Linked DNA regions of Mus musculus: regions 1 and 2 are each linked to region 3. A link is a loop called in an ENCODE intact Hi-C map of the cell type or tissue named here. Cell type or tissue: gastrocnemius. All regions are shown on one strand. Links, peaks and the distances in the headings refer to the core of each region. The heading gives the core; the rest is flanking DNA.

Region 1 (8,204 bases), core at 1,347-6,346, 390 kb before region 3:
CAGGGTCTAGTCCTGCCGGGCCTGGCACACAGGGATTAAATGCTGGGATTCCTCTGTTTGGCTTAGGCTTTGAGTAAACAGACATGTCCTGACATTAGGAGATAAAGGGCTTAGCCTGTCTTTAGCCTTGAGCACTGGGGCTCCTTAGACCCTCTGCCCTATAAACCAGAGGAAGGAGAGATGAAGTGAGAAGGCAGACAGGAAAGTGATTGGAAAGGAACAGGCACCAAGGCTCTGGGAGGGCTCAGCTGCTGAAGACAACTGGGGGCCAAATTTGTCATGACATCATGCTGAACAATTACAATGTCTCAGAGAGAATTATGTGCTGTCTCCTCTGGGCATCTCATGGCTCTCCTGGCCTAACACGCTCCAATTGAGTTGTCCTTAGTGAAGGAATTGGAATTGCCCTGGCGGCAGGCCTTTGTCTCCATCCAGCCCATTGTATCTGGTTCTTGGATCAACCCTCGCCTTCCTCTGCTTCTGGCCATTCTGAGCCCACCAGGCAGGGAACCTGTTAAAATAACACCATGCCCTGCCTTGAGCCACTCTTAGTGACTGAGGAAGTTGAGACAGGAGGATCAAGAGTTCACTGTCAGCCAGGTGGTGGAGGAAGCCACCCACCTTTATCCCAGAAGCAGACAGATTTCTGAGTTCAAGGCCAGCCTGGTGTACAGGGTGAGTTCCATGACAGCCAGGGCTACACAGAGAAATCATGACTTAAATATAAAAAACAAACAAACAACAGAACAAAAAAGAGTTTACTGCCAATCTGAGCTGTAGAGGAAGCTCAAGGCTAGTACAGCCAAGTGCCTGCCATGTAAGAGTGGGTCCTTAGCATCACTGGGAAGCTGGGCTTGGTGGCTCAAATCTGAAATCCTAGCAACGGGGGGTGGACACAGGAGAGTCCAAGATCACTGGCTAGTAAGAGTAGTTAGTGAGCGCTGGGCTCAGTGGGAACCTGTCTCAAAAAGTGAGGAGGAGAGCCATTAAAGAAGACACTCTTGTGTTGATGGCAGGCCTACACATTCACACATTTGCCTACTGCACGCACACTCACATAGACACCCCACACACATGTGAACACACATGAATACACTCATAACACTAAGTTACATACAAGTCTACACATTCACACATCTGCCCACTGCACACATATTCACATAGACCATATGCGCGTGTGTGTGTGCGTGCACACACACCCTTGCACATACTCATTCACGTTATGTTACATACAAGCCTATATAGTCACATATCTACCCACTGCACACACACTCACATAGACTACACATATACACACACATGTATATACTCACACACACCACATTACATATAAGCACACACTCACATACATTATACACACACACCTGCGTATACTCATATGCATTATGTTACATATAAGCTTACATATTCACACTTCTACCCACTGCACACACACTCACATAGACTACACACATACATATATATTCATATACACTACATTACATACACATTTAGAACATTTAAAATTTTTCTAAAAGTAAAACTTTAAAAGGGCTGGAACGCAGCTCAGTGGAAGAGCTCTTCTTAATTACTCAGGTCTTAGATTTAGTCCTCAGCGCCACAAGAATTGTTACCTTGTCACTTGTGGAAGGTGCCCTGCCACTTCTGTGATGTCCCCTCCTAGACTTGCCCCCTCCACTATGCTCTCTGCTCCATGAATTATCCCCACTCCTGTGCCATCAACAGGAAGCAAGTTCCTTCCATCTCCCTGCAACTGTGCCTGAAACACAGTATTGTCACATAGTAGCTGCTCAGTAAACTCCTGCACGGCTGCGGTGCCAGAGCCTTCTTCCACTCACCGGCAGCTGCTTCTCCAGGCAGATGCTGAATGTCTTGGTGTGATTGGGCTTCAGCTTCTTCAGGGGCACCCGAGTCTCTCCAATGAACTCATTGTGGCGGAATTTGTCCTCATCACACACGGAGATCCTGGGGGCGATGGGCTTCCACAGTCAGTGGGAATTCACAAGCGGTAGGGCGTCCCCGGGTGGGGTGTAGGCACAGGGGCCCTCACCCACCTCAGGGTCTTTCGGACCATGTCCTCATCCGTGATTCCGTAATAAGTGAGGGTCTCGTTCCACGAGGGGTTCAGGGTGTTCCGAAGAGTTTTTGTTCTGAGCTTATTTGCCTGGAAAAAGACAGAGTGATCTTATTTTGATCCTGAATGAGTGTGGCCTCAAAGGTGGCAGGCCTGGTCCTTCCATTCACAGAGGTACTATCTGACACAGGGGAAGGGACCTGAGGGCAGAAGGTGAAACCGACACTGTTATTTAGCTGACTTAAAACCAGCAAGCTTATTGGAGGCATTCAAATAGCCCTGTGGTCACAAGGTCACTAGCAGTAAAAGTAGAGTCAGGAGAGACAGGGCCTGCTCAGCTGGGGAAGTGTGCAGCCTCTATTTGGACAGGAGAGGGAATGACTGTCCCCAGACTGGACACAGTCCTGCTGGCATCTCGACTTCTGGTCCAGTCAGTCAGTGCAACCTGCCTGGCTGATGACCAGCAGACCAGGGAGGCAGGCGATGGGCATGTTTAAATGGCCAAGCGGTGAGAACTTGTTGAGGTAACCACAGAAAATTAATGTGTGAAGCATCCTGCCCCCAGACTCTGGCAACAGTAACAGAACAGAGGTGGTGGCTATGGGGTGGTCCTGTAGGGAATGGGAGGTTGCTCTGTGACTCATTCCAACTGGAAAGTTGAAATGTCCAACTTAACAGGCATTAGCCTGACCCAAGACTGCAGCCCCGGCCCTCTTCCCCATAAGAGAGTTCCATATTAAGACTGGCAGTGTATCCAAAGCCAGTGGCACAACTGGACCACTTTCCTGGATCACCTTCGTTCCCCTCCCCTTTGCTCAGGGTCTTCACTCTGCCTGTAACCCATGCTTTCCTAGTGAACACCTTATGGGTGAAATATTGCCTCTACTGGGTCGCCCGGCAGGGGAGCAGGAACAGGGGTTCTGTGTCAAATAAACCAGGCTAATGCCTCCCACACAGTCCCCATTGTGAAGCCACAACACACTGAAGTCCATCAACACACTGAAGGTCTTGCAGGCAGGCGCTATGCACCCCTGCATCCCGGGCTGGCCTGAGCTTCACTATGTATGTAGGCCAGTCTGACCTTTAACACATGGGACTCTATCTATTGCCTCTGCTTCCTGAGTGCTATATGAAAGGCATGTGTTGTCACATCTGACCCCAAGGAGTTCTTTTCTTTTCTTTCTTTCTTTTTTTTTTTTTTTTTTGTAATATGAACTCCAGGCTAAAATGGCTTCGTGGGAAATGTAAGTGGGACATTCTCTGGGGCATATAGGTAATGGACTTGTGAGGTTCCAGGGAGACCATGAGTGCCAAGCCAGGGCCATGCCTGGGGTAGAAACCCTCACCTTGCTGGCTCCAGGCAGCAGGTGTAGTTTGACGTAGGGATCAGCCAGTCCATTGTGGTCCATCGGCTTCAGGCCCTGAGTAGAGACCAGAGAGGGTGTGAGTTGAGAGAGGGGAAACAAGAGGCCTGCTGAGCAGGGCCTCCTCTCTGACATTTCCAGTCTCCCTGAAGATAAGGCCTAACAGTGCTGGGGTGGCTTCCCTCTCCCACACTCTGGCCCCTGGGGCTTTTCATTTCTTACTTTCTTGACAAACTGAACCCAGAAGACACACCTCACTCTAAACTTGGGGAGGCCTGTCTCTCTCCCCACTTTCCAGACACCACTCCTTGTTGGGTCTTCCCTCTCTGACCCCAAGTCTCCATGATTGGCTGTACACTCATCCCTACATTCCTGTGGATGCTGGGAAGGCACTTCGGTCCGAGTCCGGGAGGTCAGCTGCCATTTCCTTCTGCATTTGCTGGTTGGTGTCCCTAGAAGTCACCGGCTGCCTGCCATGGAGTGTCCTTCCACAAGATGGCACCCCTTGATAACTTTGACTTCAGTTTCTTCCGCCAGCCCAGGAATGTACAGCTTAGGGTAGGGGACTCACAAGGGCTCAGCTAGCCTGGGAATTAAGTTTACTCCTTTCTGGTGCTGAAGGCCTATGGGGGTGGGGAATAGGGAGGCAGCAGAGGTGTGCGTGGACTATATTCCAGATGCACACGTCTGGAATGGCTCCATTCCTGGCCAGATGGCTGTGGTAGTTTGAATATGATTGGCCCAAAGAGTGACATTATATGGAGATGTGGCCTTGTTGGAGTGAGATGTGGCCTTGTTGGAGTGAGTGTGGCCTTGTTGGAGAAAGTGTGTCACTGTGGGTGTGGGCTTTAAGACCAGTCTTAATCTAGCTGCCTTCAGAACAAGAGGTGGAACTCTCAGTTCCTCCAGCCCCACATCTGCCTGGACGCTGCTATGCTCCCACCTTGATGATAATGGACTGAACCTCTGAACCTGTAAGCCAACTTCAATTAAATGTTGCCTTTTATAAGAGTTGCCTTGGTCATGGCGCCTGTTCACAGCTGTAAAACCCTAAGACTGTGCCCCAGATCTTTCTTCCAGGTCCAGCTCTATGGGCTTGAAGGAGCTCTCAGGTGGGGCACCCACCCATCATTTCTCTTCTGTGTGTCCCCAGGCCTCTGAACTTTCTAGTTAGACTCAATAGTCTCAGCTTTATCACAGGGGAAGCGTTAATCATTCCCACAGTCTGAGTGGAACAGAACAAGGAGGAATGCAGGTGTGGGCGAATGGGTGCGACTCCTCTCCCCTTTCCAGGCTCTCAGACAGTATCAGAGAAGTAGCTGGGTGAGGGTAGGGATTTAAGCTAGGCTCAGAGCTACTGAGGCTTGACCTGGAGGAAGTGTGTGTACCTTGATAATGGTGGCCATTCACACTCACTGCCAGATCCTACCCCCAGGGAGCTGCCCTGGGGGGGTGGGGGATCTGGGGGCCCAGCCTCAGTAGGGGACAAATGTGGGTTTCTGTTTTATTTCTACTTCTTGCACATTTGCTTATGTTTACAACATTTTCACGGGTTTCTCTTTGCCCTTGTAGATCTTTGAGGCAGGAGACTGGCCAGAGATAGTGCAAATACATACCAGTCCAACTTCTGAGGCCCTGGGGCATCCACAAGGGCTGGCTGGGACAGGGGCAGCTGTCATGCTAAGCTGGCAATGAGGTATGCTCTGCCCGTTGGCTCCCTAGTCTATGGTTGGTCCCTGATGTTACTTTCACACCCGTCTACCTAGCAGGTCCCTGGGCATCCCAGAGCACCACACACTGGTGTAGAAGAAGTAAGGGATGATGGGTTCAGCCAGAGGCTGGGTTCACACAATGACACTAGCTCAGGCAGCATCCCTGTCCCCTGAGTCTAGGGTCTGCCCTGCAGGGGCCTACGTGGATAGCCCCCAGGAGCTGACTGAATCCAGGAGAGGGGAAGGAGGCTGTGCTCGGCCACAGGTAGGAAAGGGGTTGTCTCAGGCAGATCCCATCAGCTTTTTGTGTTGCCAAGCGATAAAAGTAGGTGTCACTGTCCCAGAGATGGACAGGGAGATGCTATATGAGGCCATACTACTAGCATTGAGAGGACCTGGCTTACAGAGGATAGACTCCCCCCAGCCAAGTTCTTGTCATCCTTGCACTGCCCAGGGGCTACTGTTCACTAGGTATTAGGGACTGGGACTTTTTGGTTAGTCAAAGTTGGGGTTCCTAGTGCTCAGCCTAGAGAGACACCATAAGGTGAGATGGCCTGGTGCACAGGGACAGAAACTGCATGACTTTGTCCCTGCAAGGTCCCTGCAGACAATGGGGAGGGGCAGCTTGTGCCAGTAAGGAGTGGCAAGGGGAGATAGGCAGCTGTTCTGAGGGCAAGGCGTTTCAGCTTGGCAGGCTCAGAGGCTCGGGGATGGCCGGCAGCGATGGAATATAGCCACCCCAGCATTCGGCTGCTAAGTTTCCTGTGTGTGATATTTTATCACAGTTAAGAAGTAACCCTGGTCTCCCAGTGCTGTGGCTCTGTTGGGGTTCTCCTGGGCACTGCTTGGAATGGTGAGCCTTAAGTTTACCTGTGTGTTCCTTGGCAGTACCCTGCAAGACAGTGTTAGACAAAGTGCTGGGTGCCAAGTGTATTATTTCTACCTGGCTCACCAGCCACACCCGGTGTGAGGTGAGTCCTGTTACAGATAACCAACTGAGATACATCCTCTCCTGGGGGATGACGGTGACCAAGTGACCTGGTTAGTTTTATGTCAACCTGGTGCAAGGTGGGTTTCATTTGAGAAGAGAAAATGTCCCCCTAGGTTGGCTAAGAAGAAAGCAAGCCATGAGGAACAAGGCAGTAAGCAGCACTCCTCACTGGCCTCTACATCAGCTCCTGTCTCCAGGTACTTGCCCTGAGTTCCCTGGATGATGAAGATACAAGCTGGGAGATAAAAACAAGCCCTTTCCTTCTCAAGTTGCTTTTGGTCAGTGTTTTATCATAGCAACAGAAAATTAACTAAGACACCAAGTCAGAAGGCAGCCTAGGAAGTCCATATACCATGGATTCCCATGAGGCTCTGCGTGTGAACCCTGCCCCTCTTCAGTTTAAACTCTGTGGCTCCCCTCTGGGGCCTCAGTATTTCCCAGGCCTGTCCTCCTTTTTGTAGACACTTACAGAGAAGAACAGGGTCACCATGGTTCATAGGCCTCTGGTCCTCACCTCCATGTACACCAGTACCCAAGATGATCTGTGCACACAGGCACGGATACACATACACACACACACACACACACACACACACACACACACACCGGGAACAGGGAGAAGGCAGCAGGAACCCCAGGCTCTGAGATGGGGCAAGGGAAACTGGCCTCTACCAGAGTGATCTGACAGCTGGTCCCCAAGCCAGACAAGCTCTGCTAAGCCAGGAGGAAGGGTAGGATGGGCTCTGCCTGGCCCTGCAGTCTGCCTCTCCCTTGCCAGGTTGGGGTTACCAGGTGCTCAGCTCTGATGGGCTATCACACCCTAAAAAGGAATCAGAGGAGTGAGCAGGGATGCAGGATGGAGTGGCAGGGCCTTCAAGTACCCAGCCTGGGCCCTGAGCCCAATGTAGATGGTTCTCATAATTGCCCATGGCAGTTCACATGAGTGACCCAGGCTGGGTAGAGATATGGCATGGGGTGTCCCTCTAGGCACAGAGCCAAGGGCAGCCCCTCAGTGGCAAGGTGGGTCAGAAAGAAGGGCAGGAAGATACAACAGGTTGGGGGTGCTAAGTGAGGCCTAGGCCAGGCAGCACTTGGAAGCTATTCCATGTGTGCTGGGCTGGCCCAGGCCTTTCCACAGTCCTACAAGGCTCTCTAATGGCCACACGGGCCCTTACCTTTCTGGAAAACATCAGCTTTGGCACCTTTCTCCCAGAGGGAGCAGTGTGAAGGGAACGGTGTGGATGAGACCATGGAACAGACGCAGGTTCAATGCAGAGCCACAGAGGGACACAGGGAATAGGGTCTGACCAGTCTCTCTAGGTCTATAGATGTCCACAACCCTCCACAGAAAGGCTTAGAGGACCTCTGGGGTTCAGACCCAATGGCTACCACCCTGCCTAGAGCCTAGCTTCTTCAGTAGTACCTGTGACTTCCAGCATAGAAACTTCTTAGGGACTCTAGGGAGCCTAGCAGCTGGAACTTGGAGAGACCCGGGGACAGTGGAATCCAACCTCCTTTGTCTCCCCCAACCCCCGCAAGACATTCTCCATATCTCCCCCTTCCTCAGCGACCCCTCCCAGGCTCCAAAAGCTGCCTGGCTTTCTGTAATCCCACCCTATCCCACTCTGGCCAATCTGGGAAGTGGGCAGCTGCACTCTATATAGCAGGGACACCAGGGAAGTCTGGACAGATGGACGGGCAGGACCCTGCCTCCTTCCTGAACCCCGAGCTGAGGCTGGCGCAGAGCCTACCTTGGCCTTGCTGATGGTGCAGTGCAGTGCGTTGTTCTCCTGGTCATAGAGCAGACTGAAGTCCAGCGTACCCAGGGCGGCTGTGGGAAGAGGAGGAGGAGGGGTCACACGCTGGCTGCATGGGAGCAGGGATGCAATTTCCTGGGTGGCTCTGACAGCCACATTATTATTACATTTGTTTGTACAGATGTGTGCACATTACATGTGCCAGGGCGTTCACTGTGGAGGCCAGAGGACAACTTGCAGGAGTCAGCTTTCTCCTTCCACCATGGTGGTTATGGGACTTTAATTGGGTCTTCAGACTTGGCTGCT
Region 2 (8,204 bases), core at 1,347-6,346, 450 kb before region 3:
ACAATGATTGGTCCTTAGCCCCGAATTGTGTTAGTTTGCTCTTTGATCACTTAAAAAACACCCTGGACTTTTAATGTTCATTCAAGTGACAGGAAAGGCGGCTTGTCAAGGAAGAACTCATGATTCTAACATAAACACTGAAAATTTGTGGTAGATTGGACCCGTCAGACTGTGACATAGCAGCATTTCTGTGCTGAACAATTTTGATTATATTTGCTTTGTTTTGCACAAAAGAGTAAAAAGTTTATATTCATATTCTCCCATTATAAAACTAAAAAATTTCTGGGAATCTTAGTACTGAACCAGAATTTTATTTGTCTTGTTTAAAATAATTCAATAAAGCTAACCTTAACTTTTAAAAAAAAGATTTATTTATTATTATATATAAGTACACTGTAGCTGTCTTCAGATGCACCAGAAGAGGGCGTCAGATCTCATTACAGATGTTTGTGAGCCACCATGTGGTTGCTGGGATTTGAACTCAGGACCTTCAGAAGAGCAGTTGGTGCTCTTAACCACCGAGCCATCCAGCCCTTATTAAAACATCTTAAATGCCATATTCTGTAGATATCTGAAGGGTTTGAAGATCATCTATCTAAAGTATATCTGAATAGGCAAATGTTGCTTGTTTCTAGCTATTTACTATTTTACTTTGAAAACATCTGCAATAGGCTAAATAAAAGCTTATTTTTGTAATAAACTAAACCTGTACATAACATGACCACGAGTTTGACTGACTACTATCTTGCAATTCTTAATTATCCTAAACAGTTTGTAATAGTAGTGTTCAAAAGAACTAGAGCTTTACATTTTAGATAGTTACATAGGTACAATACCTTAAAACAAAAGGTGAAACATGTAATATGTTGTACCAAAACTAACCTTAAATTTCTATCATAGAGCCGGGCGTGGTGGCGCATGCCAGGACTACACAGAGAAACCCTGTCTCGAAAAACAAAAAAAAAAAAAAAAAAAAAAAAAAAAAAAAAATCTATCGTACAAAAATCCATACCAATGTAAACTATTTGAGTCTAGTAGTTGTTTTTTAGTCTAAAAGTAGACTGAATAGAACTGGAGAGATGGCTCAGTGATTAAGAGCACTGACTGCTCTTCCAGAGGTCCTGAGTTCAATTCCCAGCAACCACTTGGTGGCTCACAACCATCTGTAATGGGATCTGATGCACTCTTCTGGTGTGTCTGAATACAGCTACAGTGTACTCAATTACATAAGTAAATCTTTTTTTGTTTGTTTGATTTTCGAGACAGGGTTTCTCTGTATGGCCCTGGCTGTCCTGGAACTCACTTTGTAGACCAGGCTGGCCTCAAACTCAGAAATCCACCTGCCTCTGCCTCCCAAGTGCTGGGATTAAAGGCGTGTGCCACCACAGTCCGGCATAGTAAATCCTTTTTTAAAAGTAGATTGAATAATCTACCCTTTCATCGCACCATCCCCATACCCCCCACCACACACACACACTTTCCTTATCATCCTCTCTTCCCCAACACTGGATAGGAGAAAAAGAAGGATAGAGGAAAGGAAAAGAAAAAGTGATGCCTGAGACAGATCTCCTTTACTTTGTTTCCTCCCTAGCCAAGATCATTAACAACTTATGACCAACCTCCCCAAACGACATCAGCAACTCAACCAACAACCCATAACCACCCACCCCACCTCTTGGGAATGGGGACTTCATTCTCTTAAGCCTGCTTACTACTGTCAGTGGTATCTTTTGGGAATCCTATGAAAATTGGGATAATGCCCAATCCTGGGAAAGCAAGCTGTATCATTTGCTGTCCAGTCTCTTGTGATGAAGACTTTCAGGGAGGGCTTAACTGAAGTCCTGGCTGGACAGTGTGTGAGGCTGGACCATCTTAACTAGCCATTTTGAGGTTTTCCTGGCTGTAAATTTTTTTTTTTAAAGACTTATTTATTTATTATATGTAAGTACACTGTAGCTGTCTTCAGACACTCCAGAAGAGGGCGTCAGATCTTGTTACAGATGGTTGTGAGCCACCATGTGGTTGCTGGGATTTGAACTCCAGACCTTCGGAAGAGCAGTCGGGTGCTCTTACCCACTGAGCCATCTCACCAGCCCCTGGCTGTAAATTTTTGAGGAAACAGCATGTGAGGCTGGATCACCTGAGCTACTTGTCTTCATTGGTGTCTCGTCCTTTTGCTCTGAAAGCAGAAGCTTTTAGATAATATACATCTCTGCATTAACACATGTATGGAATGTTCTTTGTGCACAAGTCAGCTAAAGATGGTTCAGATGAAAGGCATCAGACTTTGTAAGTCTGTACAGCCACACTTTAATATAAATCTCCATCTATGCCATATGGAGGGATGGCATGCAAGTCCTGATGACTGTCACCAAGAAAGTTTATTGGCCTTGTATAGACCTGCACGTCTCAGCAGTCTCAGGGCTGTCCCCGTGCAGAGGGAGCAGCATCCCCATCCATCCCTTGTTCATTCTTTTGGGTTTCTTCCTGTTTGCAGTCAAGATTTTCAGGAGGTCTCTTCCCACCCCAGTCTAATCTGATCTTTATTCATTTTGAAGGAGTCCACAGCTTTTCATTTTCTGTTGAAACAAAGGCATAAGCTCTCCCATAATGCAACACATTTCCTGACTTCCCAGTCTGAGGTTATAACATATATAGGCTGATTTAACGCAACAGTTCTTTCTAAAATCCAGAGTTTTTTTCAATAGCTGTGCTACCTGACTCATTGTCATTTAAAATTTTTGAAGTCAATAAAGTATTATTTAATCTGTCTCTGGTAGATCTCATATTCTGCTCTTGTTCTATGAGCATCTTCACGCTGTAGTTAGAACTTTTTTACAGTTGTCTCACCAGTAGGATTATAATATATATCTGTAATATGTTCTAAGCCACTGTCTTAGTCAGGGTTTCTTTTTTTTTTTTTTTTTTGGTTTTTCGAGACAGGGTTTCTCTGTATAGCCCTGGCTGTCCTGGACCAGCCTGTAGACCAGGCTGGCCTCGAACTCAGAAATCCGCCTGCCTCTGCCTCTCAAGTGCTGGGATTAAAGGCGTGTGCCACCATGCCTGGCTTCTTTTTCTTTTTTTCTTTTTCGAGGCAGGGTTTCTCTGTATAGCCCTGGATGTCCTGGAACTCACTTTGTGGACCAGGCTGGCCTCGAACTCAGAAATGAGCCTGCCTCTGCCTCCTGAGCGCTGGGATTAAAGCGTGTGCCACCACGCCCGGCTTTAGTCAGGGTTTGTATTCCTGGACAAAACATCATGACCAAGAAGCAAGTTGGGGAGGAAAGGGTTTATTCAGCTTACACTTTCATACTGCTGTTCATCACCAAGGAAGTCAGGACTGGAACTCAAGCAGGTCAGGAAGCAGGAGCTGATGCAGAGGCCACGGAGGGATGTTACTTACTGGCTTGCTTTGTTCAGCTTGCTTTCTTGTAGCACCTAAGACTTCCAGCCAAGGGATGGCACCACCCACAAGGGCCCCCCTTGATCACTAATTGAGAAAATGCCCCACAGCTGGATCTCATGGAGATCCCCCCCCCAACTGAAGCTCCTTTCTCTGTGATAGCCCCAGCTATGTCAAGTAGACACACAAAACCAGCCAGTACAACCACTATGTCTAAAAAAGTTGTTGTACTCTAATGGATACACATGCCAGGGCATCATCAGCTTCAATCTGCAAAGGAATCTACAAGATAGCTACCAACTCTAATAAATGTGCAATCTTAGAATCATCCTTTTTAGAGCTTTAGGTAAAAGCCTCTTGAAATCCTGAATAGGAATCAATTGTATGATGTAGTAACACATATACATACTTTAAGACTACAAACTGTACAAAATGAAATATATAAGCTATTGGATGACATTGCTCTAAGCTGGAATCATTAAACATAATCTATACTCTTACTTCAGAATATTGCATCTCTATGGGTTGCCATTCTGCATTCTTGTCACAAGGTGGCACCATAGGCTTTAGATTGGATTTATCAGCTGCTTTACTCTGATTTAAAGAAGCCTATAATTTCTGTTCCATGGCCTTTAATCTAGTAATCTATTCCTCAGTTCTTCCCTTATCTAAGTCTGCCTTATTCTTATTTTCTGAGAGGTTATAAAGAACTGTGATCAGCCGGGAGTGGTGGTGCACACTTTTAATCCCAGCACTCGGGAGGCAGAGGCAGGCGGATTTCTGAGTTCGAGGCCAGCCTGGTCTACAGAGTTAGTTCCAGGACAGCCAGGGCTACACAGAGAAACCCTGTCTCCAGAAAAACCAAATAAATACATACATACATACATACATACATACATACTAATAATAAAAAGAACTGTGATCATTACAGAATACAATTATTTGTATGCTTATAATCAAAACAAAATTATATGGGGTTCAGGTGCCCTCTCTCATTGTGTTTTCAATTTTTTAAAATTTTATTTATTTATTTTTGGTTTTTCGAGCCTGATCTACAGAGTGAGTTCCAGGACAGCCTCTGTCTACCAAGTGCTGGGATTAAAGGCGTGCACCATCATTGCCTGGCTAAGTTTTATTTTATATATGTGAGTATACTGTTGGTGTCTTCAGACACATCAAAAGAGGGTATCGGATTCCATTATATATAGTGGTTCACAACATGGGTGCTGGGAATTGAACTCAGAACCTCTCTCCAGCCCGTGTTTTCCATTTTGTTTTTGTTTTGTTTTGTTTGTTTGTCTCGAGACAGGGTTTCTCTGTATATCCCTGGCTGTCCTGGAACTCACTTTGTAGACCAGGCTGGCCTCGAACTCAGAAATTCGCCTGCCTCTGCCTCCCAAGTGCTGGGATCAAAGGCACGCGCCACCATGCCCGGGTACAAAACATCTTTATTTACTTGTTTCTCTTTCTCTTCCTTCGTAGACTTTGCTTTTTATATTCAAACTCAGCAATTCTATGACTGTATATTCAGTTTCTCTGGCATCCATGCATCTTTCAAAAGATGTCTATTGCTCTCTGACCTTCCTTTGGAGACTTTACTTTTTATTTTTAAACTACTTTTTATTTTTAAACTACATCGAATTTCTTCTTTCTTCAGCACCTAAGCACATTTTCAAGTATACTGTACCTGTTCAAAGGCATTCTTGGTCTGGACCTGACTTTCTGCATACCTGCAGCCATTCTCTGATCACGTGAGCCAAGCCTTAAGGGTCTAGCCCTACGGCCTCCACTACTGACGCGGAAGGGGCAGTCATTCACAGAGAGCATTCTTTTTTTTTTTTTTTTTTTATTTATTGTTATTTCTATGATTACACGTAGCTGACTTCAGAAACACACCAGAAGAGTGCATCAGATCCCATTACAGATGGTTGTGAGCCACCATGTGGTTGCTGAGACTTGAACTCAAGGCCTCTGGAAGAGCAGTTGGTGCTCTTAACCACTGAGCCATCTCTCCAGCCCCACAGGGAGCATTCTTAAGCCAGCCAGAGACACTGTGGCTCTGCCCTTTGTCCGGGAAGTGCTTGTTCCAGGGACACTGTCTCCTGCTCTGCAGTTTTTGCAACCTAACCCTGCTTTGGCTGCCCACTTGCTGCACAGCGGGGCATCTTAAAGGAGCCACACTGTGAGCACTGGCCTGCGAGACTGGGTCGCTAGGAAGCCACATCTGTTCTCCCGCCTTCCCAGGCGCTTTCACTTCTTTAACGCCTGGCTTGCCCAATGCCTAAGTTTGGATTTCTACCGCCGGAAAAAGTTCCGTCTGGAACTTTTCTCGGGCTCTAGCCTTGGATATACGTGCCCACACGTTGGACACCATTTATAACGTTTTTCTCTGAGGCGCCTATTAACCCATTTTTACTAATCTATGTTCGGCCACAGTAGGTCTTTCCTTTGTGTTCAGTCTCCACACCTGTTCTTTCCCCATGCCTGGTGGGTGAATTCTCTACACATCTGAGTCCTTCCCAGAGTCCTTCCCAGAGTTCCTTCCTCCATGTAAGTCTCTTCTACCCCCTCCTGTCTCCCTATTGGCTGTTCTGCTTTCTATTAATCCAATCAGAAAATGCCTTAAAAAAGCAAGGAAGGATAGAAATGTCTTACAAAAGTTTTCTCCCAACAGAAATTACTTAGTATATTCAAAATATTCAGGGTTGGAGAGGAGGCTAAGTGGTTTCACCTCACTGACTGCTCTTGCAGAGGACCTAGCTTCCATTCCCAGCACACACACAGCAGCTCAGAACTCTTGTAGTTCCAGGTACAGGGGACTTAATGGCCTCCTCCGGCCTCCTCATGCTATAGACACAGGATTCACAGGCAAACATATGTGCAGTATCTCTAATGTTGGCATGCTTTGATGTTGTAGGTCCTAAAGGCCGTGGCTCAGTAACAGGACATGCTACTTTCTAGGGATCCCAACTTTATAGTGAATCCCATCTATGTGACAGCTAAGGGCTTGATCATGTTAATGCCAAGGGGCATTGGTACAATTGACTTGAGCCAGGGCCCAAATGCTATCAAGAGTCATGTGTTATAGCAAAAAGAACACAACAAAAGGAATGGCATCTATTACCTGTTTTGCTCATTGTTTTTGTTTGTTGTTGTTTGTTTGTTTGAATGCAGTCTTGCTTTAGCCAGGGCTGGAGTTCAAGGGCTAAGCAGTGAGACCCGGGTTCAAAAAATGAATGGTGTGGGCTAGAGAGACGGCTCAGTGATTAAGAGCACTGACTATTCTTTTTTTTTTTTTTTTTTTTTTTTTTTTTTTTTTTTTGGTTTTCCGAGACAGGGTTTCTCTGTGTAGCCCTGGCTGTCCTAGAACTCACTTTGTAGACCAGGCTGGCCTCGAACTCAGAAATCCGCCTCTGGGATTAAAGGCGTGTGCCACCAGGCCCTGCTTGAGCACTGACTATTCTTGAGTTTTATTCCTAGCAACCACATGGTGGCTCACAACCATCTGTAATGTGGCTGAAGACAGCTATGGTGTACTCATATACATAAAATGAATACATAAATCATAAAAGCCCAAGAATGGCGTTTATAAGCCGTGTGGCAGTGAGGAGAGCCAGAACAGCTGCCTTAAGAAAGAAATCATAATTAGTTGTAAGAGAGCCTGAGTATTGTATTATCTTTTACATGTTCTTTTTTTGTTCAACATATTTCCTCAGCTGAATCTCTCTGAACAGTGAGCTTATGGGGGATGTTCCTCATTCAAACTACCACAGCCCTCCTTTCTCAGAGCCTCTCTCTCCCCTCCCATGGGCCCCCTTCCAGTTTTATAATCTCTCCCAACTCCTGCCTCCATATAAATACGTATGCCTTCAGATTAAAAGCTGGGATCCCACATATACAGAGAGAATATGCTGTATATGTCTTCCTCTGTGTGGGTCACTTCAATAACTTCTGGTTTCATGCATATTCCCGTAAACTTCATTTTTTTAAATGTGTGTGTGTATGTATAGTGTGAGTGAGTGTCGTGTGTGTGTATGTGTGTATGTGTGTGTAGATGCCTACATTGTCAGAAAAGGGTGTTTGGTCTCCTGGAGCTGAGGTTACAGGCAATTGTGATCTGCCTGACAGAGATGCTAGGAGCTGAACTCAGTTCCTCTGAAAGAGCAGTGCATTTTCCAAGCCACTGAGCCACTGCTCCAGCTCAAATTTAATTTTTCTTCATGATTGTATAAGATTCCATCGTACAGGTGTACCACATTTTCACATCCATGTATCTATTCATGGACACCTAGGTTGATTCCTCCTTGCTTAAAGAGTAGAGTGGCAATAAACATGAATATACAAGGATCTGTGTTGCCGAACAGTGGTGGTACACGCCTTTACTCCCAGCACTTGGGAGGCAGAGACAGGCAGATTTCAGAGTTTGAGGCCAGCCTGGTCTACAGAGTGAGTTACAGGACAGACAGGGCTACACAGAGAAACCCTGTCTTGTAAAACCAAAAAAACCCAAACAAAACAAAAACCAAAAACCAAAAACCAAAAAAAAAAAAAAAAACCAAAAAACAAAACAAAACCAACAAATATCTGTGTTAGCTAGATTCCTTAGAGCATATGCCAAACACTGACCAAACAGGGTCATGTTTACACTGCATGTTCTACACTGCAGTTTTCTATTTTTAGAATATCTGTGTGTCTGTCTGTCTGTCTATATGGCCAGGGTTTAACTGCATGGGCCTGGGTACCTTGGATTTTCTATGCCGACCAGGCTGGTCTCAAACTCAGAGATCTGCCTCTGACTGCC
Region 3 (5,000 bases), core at 1-5,000:
ATGTATGCATGTGTACCATATGTATGCCTAGTGCCTGCAGAGGTCAGCAGAGAGTGTCAAATCACCCAGGAGTAGTTATAGATGGTTGTGAGCCACTGTGTGGGAGCTGGTAGCCAAGCCCAGGTCTTCGTGTTAAGAGCGACAAGTGCTTTAATAAACAAGCCTCCTCTCTAGCTCCTCTTTGTGCTTCCTAAGGCAACAGTGGACGACACATTTATGGCAGTGCCCTTTACCAAAAGATCTAAAGAACTTGGTGGGGGAGGGGAACAACTCATCTTCTAGACTCAAAATGAACATTTTCAATTTTTAAAATGTCTTCTCATCAAAAAAAAGTCAAATAAAACCAAGCTGGATATGGTGGTACACACATTCAAATACTATCACTTTGAAGGCAGAGGCAAGTGGATCTCTGAGTTTGAAGTCAGCCTGGTCTACATAGTGAGTTCCAAGACAGCCAGGGACTATAGAGAGAGAGAGAGAGAAAGAGAGGGAGAGAGAGAGAGAGAGAGAGAGAGAGAGAGAGACCCCATCTATAAAATAAATATTTTTAAAAGGAAACAAATGAGTACATACAAACTCCCCAAATTAATTTGGAGCAACGTAGTCAAGCTACTTATATAATGAAAAGACGTTTGTTTAGTACCTCTCAGGTACCAAATGTATAAATGCAGACGTGGATAAGGCAGAAGAAGACCACTGGGCAGGAAGCACCTAATGATGACATGGACAGTGAGGCTCTGGGTTAACCATAAAGTTTAATTCTGGGCCACACCTAAGTCAACCTGCAGATTCAATATTATAGTTACAGGTGACCAAAAGATATAACCTCATCTCCATAGCTGGTCTTAGTACTACAAAATAGGCAAACCTATTAAAGAATAAAAGCATTAAACGTTATAGAAAAGTTATTCCTTCTTTGAAAGTTAACTTTTCTTCTTTCTCCTTTTTTCCTTTTTTTTTTTTTTTTTTTTTTTTTGATAAGGTCTCATAAATCCCAGACAGGTCTCAAGCTTACCACGTAGCCAAAGATGACCTTGAACTTCTGATTCTCCTGCCTCTCCTGCCTCTCCTGCCTCTCCCTCCCACGTGCTAAGACTATAAGTGTTTGCACCCATACGTGGTTTATGGGTTTATGCCATGCTTTTAGGACTGAATCTGGGGCTTCATGTTATTATGCTGGGTTAGCACTCTTCTAAGTTACATTCCCAGCCCTGATGATTTTTTTTTTTTTGGTCTTGTTTTGTTTTAAGACAGGGTCTCACTGTACAGCCCTGGCTATATAAAATAGGCTGGTTCTGAACTCAGAGATCCACTTGTGTCTACCCCTGAGTGCTGGGATTAACGGTGTGCACCACGACAGCCCGCCTGATGGTAACTGCTTTTGAACAGTCTGTTCCAGCTCCCTTCGTTTTGTATGGGCAGTAAAACACTGGCCAAAGAATCAAGCTCTTTGCCATAGAGTTTACATGAAAAGCCACAAGAGAAGAATTACTTTTAAATTTGAGATTTCAGTGCTTTCATCAAAAAATGTGATTCAGATATGACTAGATTAACAATATGCCTTTCATTAAAAAAGCATATGGCATTACTTACCTTATTTTCAGTCTAATTTTGTTCACAACATCGTCAATGTTTGCCAGAGACTACAATAAAGAAAAGAAGATTGCTGGCTGTTAATGTCCTTGTTGGAATTTTCTTTCACAGAGAAATAATGCACTCAAGGGATGTTTGTGACACCTCAAGAAGTTTGATCTTGATAGCACATTTAATTCTTTTAAAAATCATCTTATTTTTTTAAAATGTTTTGGTTTGTGTACATGTGCACATGGTGTACATGTGTGTAGGCATGTATGTCCATTCTTTGAACACACAGATGCACAGGCCAGAGGGTGACATCAGGAGTCTTCCTCACTGCCCACCTTATGTACTGAGGTAGTGTCTCTCACACCCAAGGCTCACCGATCCACCTAGTCTTCCCTGCCAGCTTGCTCTGGAAACCCCTTGTCTTCACCTTCTGAGTGCTGAGAGTATAGGCAAGCCACCATGCCCAGCATCTACATGTGTGCTCAGGAACCAGACTCAGTCGCCACACTTTTTCACCCTCAGCAGTGCGTACTGAGCCATCTTCCCAGCCCCTAAGCATAGCTGACAAATACTATCTGTTCTCTTTTTGAAGCTTTATTGGAAGGCAGCCACATTAGTCAACTCCCATGTGGCTGTGGCTGCTCATGTACTGTGGTGGCAGAGCTGGGAAGCTGTACCGGGCACTGCGGGACCTATAAAGCTTAGAAGACTGTCTTGACCTTTATGGGAAGTTTGCTAACACAGGACATACAAGGTTGTGGCCTGGATGAGATGGTGCAAGCTTGTATTTCCAGCACTCAGGAGACAGAGCCAGGGGAGTCTCTTGAGTTCTAGGCTGGCCAGCACTACAAAGTGAGACCCTGCCTCGAAAGAAAAAAAAATATGACTATAAAACAAACTATAGAAAGACATGGGATGAATGGATACAGCCATACCAAGATGCCTAATTCTTACACACCACTGCTGGGGAAAGTCAGGAGCAAGGCTGCAGATGACACAACCCCACTGATGCAATCCCAAAGCAGGGGGGGGGCTACTTCTCACCCGAGTCCAACAGCAGCTCTCTGAGGAAGCAGTGGCTGACACAGCCAGAGAGGCTCACCGAGGACACTGTGTTAGTCCTCAGGGTCCTCCTTGAGTGATGGTGCCCTTCACCTGGGAAAGTTCATGAGTCTGCTCAAGCAAGCACAATGGTACACACCTGTAATGCCAGCACTCAGGAGTCTGAGGCAGGAGGATCACAAGTTTGAGTAGCAGTCTACTTAGTGAGTCTCTTTAAAAAAAAAAAAATCAGGCAGTGGTGGCTGAGTATTTGTCTATATTTTAATTCATCTCTACTGACTGCTATGGAATAGTGAAAACAAGCAAACCTCGAAAGAAAATACGGTGAAATGGTGCCCCCTGGTGGAAGATGGGAGGATGGTAATTTTCTAATTCCCTTGGCCTTTTCCCCAACAGATACTTTTTCTCAGGAGGAACTACGCTTAAAAATTAAAAATTGCTTCTGGCTCTCTGCTACAGGAGGAAGCCAGAAACCTTCCAGGAACAGACCTGAGATGCCACATTACCCTGTTCACACAACTTCCGCTAAGCCAAGGCTTACTCGGAATTTTCAGAAATCCAAGAATAGTCAGCCAGCGGTGAAAGTGAAATTCAGAAAAGAGAAGCTATTTTAATGAGGAAAACAACTCAGGTGGGGTGAACTTGTTCCTACTCTGTTATGTTAGTCCCTTCACAACTGGACTGTGTATGATTTAAATCACTGCCCATGTCAGAACAGCCAGTGAGTTATCCAGGACCACACACTCGTCCACTCTGCCACTGCCAACTCGCTGGAGGGCAGTTGTTCAACATCCCTGAGTTTCTAAGGAAAATGAGCATAACAGCTCCTGGCCTACTAACTCTGCTGGAGCCCTCTTTTTTTGTTTTGTTTTGTTTTGTTTTGCTTTTTTCGAGACAGGGTTTCTCTGTGTAGCCCTGGCTGTCCTGTCCTGACTCACTTTGTAGACCAGGCTGGCCTCGAACTCAGAAATCCGCCTGCCTCTGCCTCCTGAGTGCCGGGATTAAAGGCGTGCACCACCACGCCCGGCTTGGAGCCCTCTTAAAGCAACAGTAGTGAGAGTGTGTGTGTGTGTGTGTGTGTGTGTGTGTGTGTGTGTGTGTGCGCGCGCGCGCGCGCACGTGTGCACTTAAGTGCAGGTATGTGCACACAAGTACCACGGCTTGAGCACAAATCTCAAAGGACAGCTTGTGAGGGTCGGGTCTCTTCTGTTGTGTGAGTCCTGGGACTGAACATAAGTCCTCACATAGGTCCTCAGGCTTAGGGGCACGTGCCTTACCTGTTGAGCCTTCTACCAGTCTGTGTATATAGTCATTGTCTGTCTGTCTGTCTGTCTCTCTCTGTCCCCCTCCCTCTCTCTCCTCCCCTTTGTCTTTCTCTCTGTCTGTGTCTCTGTCTGTTTCTCTCTCTCTCTCTCTCTCTCTCTCTCTCACACACACACACACACACACACACACACGTTGACTTAAAAAATGTTTTAAGACCAGATGGTAGTGGCACACATCATTATCCCAGCACTCCTCAGAAAGCAGAGCCAAGCAGATCTCTAAATTCGAGGCCAGCCTGGTCTACAGAGCGAGTTCCAGGACAGCCAGGGCTACACAGAGACACCCTGTCTCAAAAGAAAAACAAAGTATTTGAGAAATCTGGATGAAGGCAGCCAGGAATTCTGCTTTGTTACCACACCTCTAAATGAGGGACATACAAGATAATATGTCTTACATACTCATGGATAACTATGTATATATCATATATAATTACACACTATAAGACTGTTTTAATTACAAGTATAAAATATTTATAAGGTATTTAAAATTGTCAAAACATATTCACAAGCAAAAATCTAGACAGTAAGAGCACGTAGTGAAATGCAGGCTTCCGCTTGCCCAGTTCCACCTGACTGCAGCTTCTCTTGAGCAGAAGCCATGGCTCCGAGCCAGCTTCTGGCTTACTTTCTCAGACAGTCTGAGTTAAAAGCACATCCAAGGATCAGCTGCACCAGGCCATTTCACTTAGCCATATGCCTGGGAGGCCATTCCACACCAATCAATCAATACTGATCAATACTGACTGCACTACAGTAGACATTTGATAATTTGCTAATTCAAGAAATGAATTACCTTTAGACAGGAAGGTCTTGGTTAAACTACATTATTCTCTCTCTCTCTCTCTCTCTCTCTCTCTCTCTCTCTCATTCTCCTCCTCCTCTTCTTCTTCATACAACATTGCTTTCTAAGAATCCCGAAAAATAATTATGCAGATGTGGAACTGCATTTTAAAAATCAAAGAGGGCTAGTGAAATGGCTCTGCAGGTAAAAGATCTTGCTGTGCCAACCTGATGACTCTGAGTTTTAGA

Evidence for each region. Hi-C counts contacts between places; a loop is a spot of excess contacts. Peaks named below come from ENCODE experiments on the same cell type or tissue, not always from the same donor. Only the 100,000 strongest peaks of a DNase experiment are listed, where the experiment ranks them.
Region 1: a loop joins it to region 3, with 4 times the contacts of the local background. A loop is called at or near these places in 24 of 42 quality-filtered maps.
Region 2: it touches region 3 in a loop (2.2-fold over the local background); 6 of 42 quality-filtered maps call a loop at or near these places.

What each region holds. Positions count from the first base shown.
Region 1 is chr11:75,778,201-75,786,404 of GRCm38, forward strand. Doc2b (double C2, beta) reads right to left here. Exons shown (of 9, transcript NM_007873.3): 2 at 7,893-7,972; 3 at 3,421-3,495; 4 at 2,055-2,164; 5 at 1,839-1,965. Among named protein-coding and RNA genes, the nearest start is that of Gm12339, 14 kb to the right of the region's middle. In gastrocnemius, for the core only: a CTCF peak has its summit at 3,927 (motif pointing right); a DNase peak (open chromatin) is centred at 3,930.
Region 2 is chr11:75,710,196-75,718,399 of GRCm38, forward strand. No RefSeq gene overlaps it. Among named protein-coding and RNA genes, the nearest start is that of Ywhae, 19 kb to the right of the region's middle. In gastrocnemius, for the core only: a CTCF peak has its summit at 3,939 (motif pointing right); a DNase peak (open chromatin) is centred at 5,536; H3K4me3 peaks cover 473 bases; H3K27ac peaks cover 759 bases.
Region 3 is chr11:76,164,606-76,169,605 of GRCm38, forward strand. It overlaps Vps53 (VPS53 GARP complex subunit), which reads right to left. Exons shown (of 22, transcript NM_026664.4): 3 at 1,594-1,643. All of the region lies in intron 2 of Gm46252 (a long non-coding RNA gene), which reads left to right. Among named protein-coding and RNA genes, the nearest start is that of Vps53, 13 kb to the right of the region's middle. In gastrocnemius, for the core only: a CTCF peak has its summit at 2,984 (motif pointing left); DNase peaks (open chromatin) are centred at 2,694, 2,975 and 4,580; H3K27ac peaks cover 683 bases.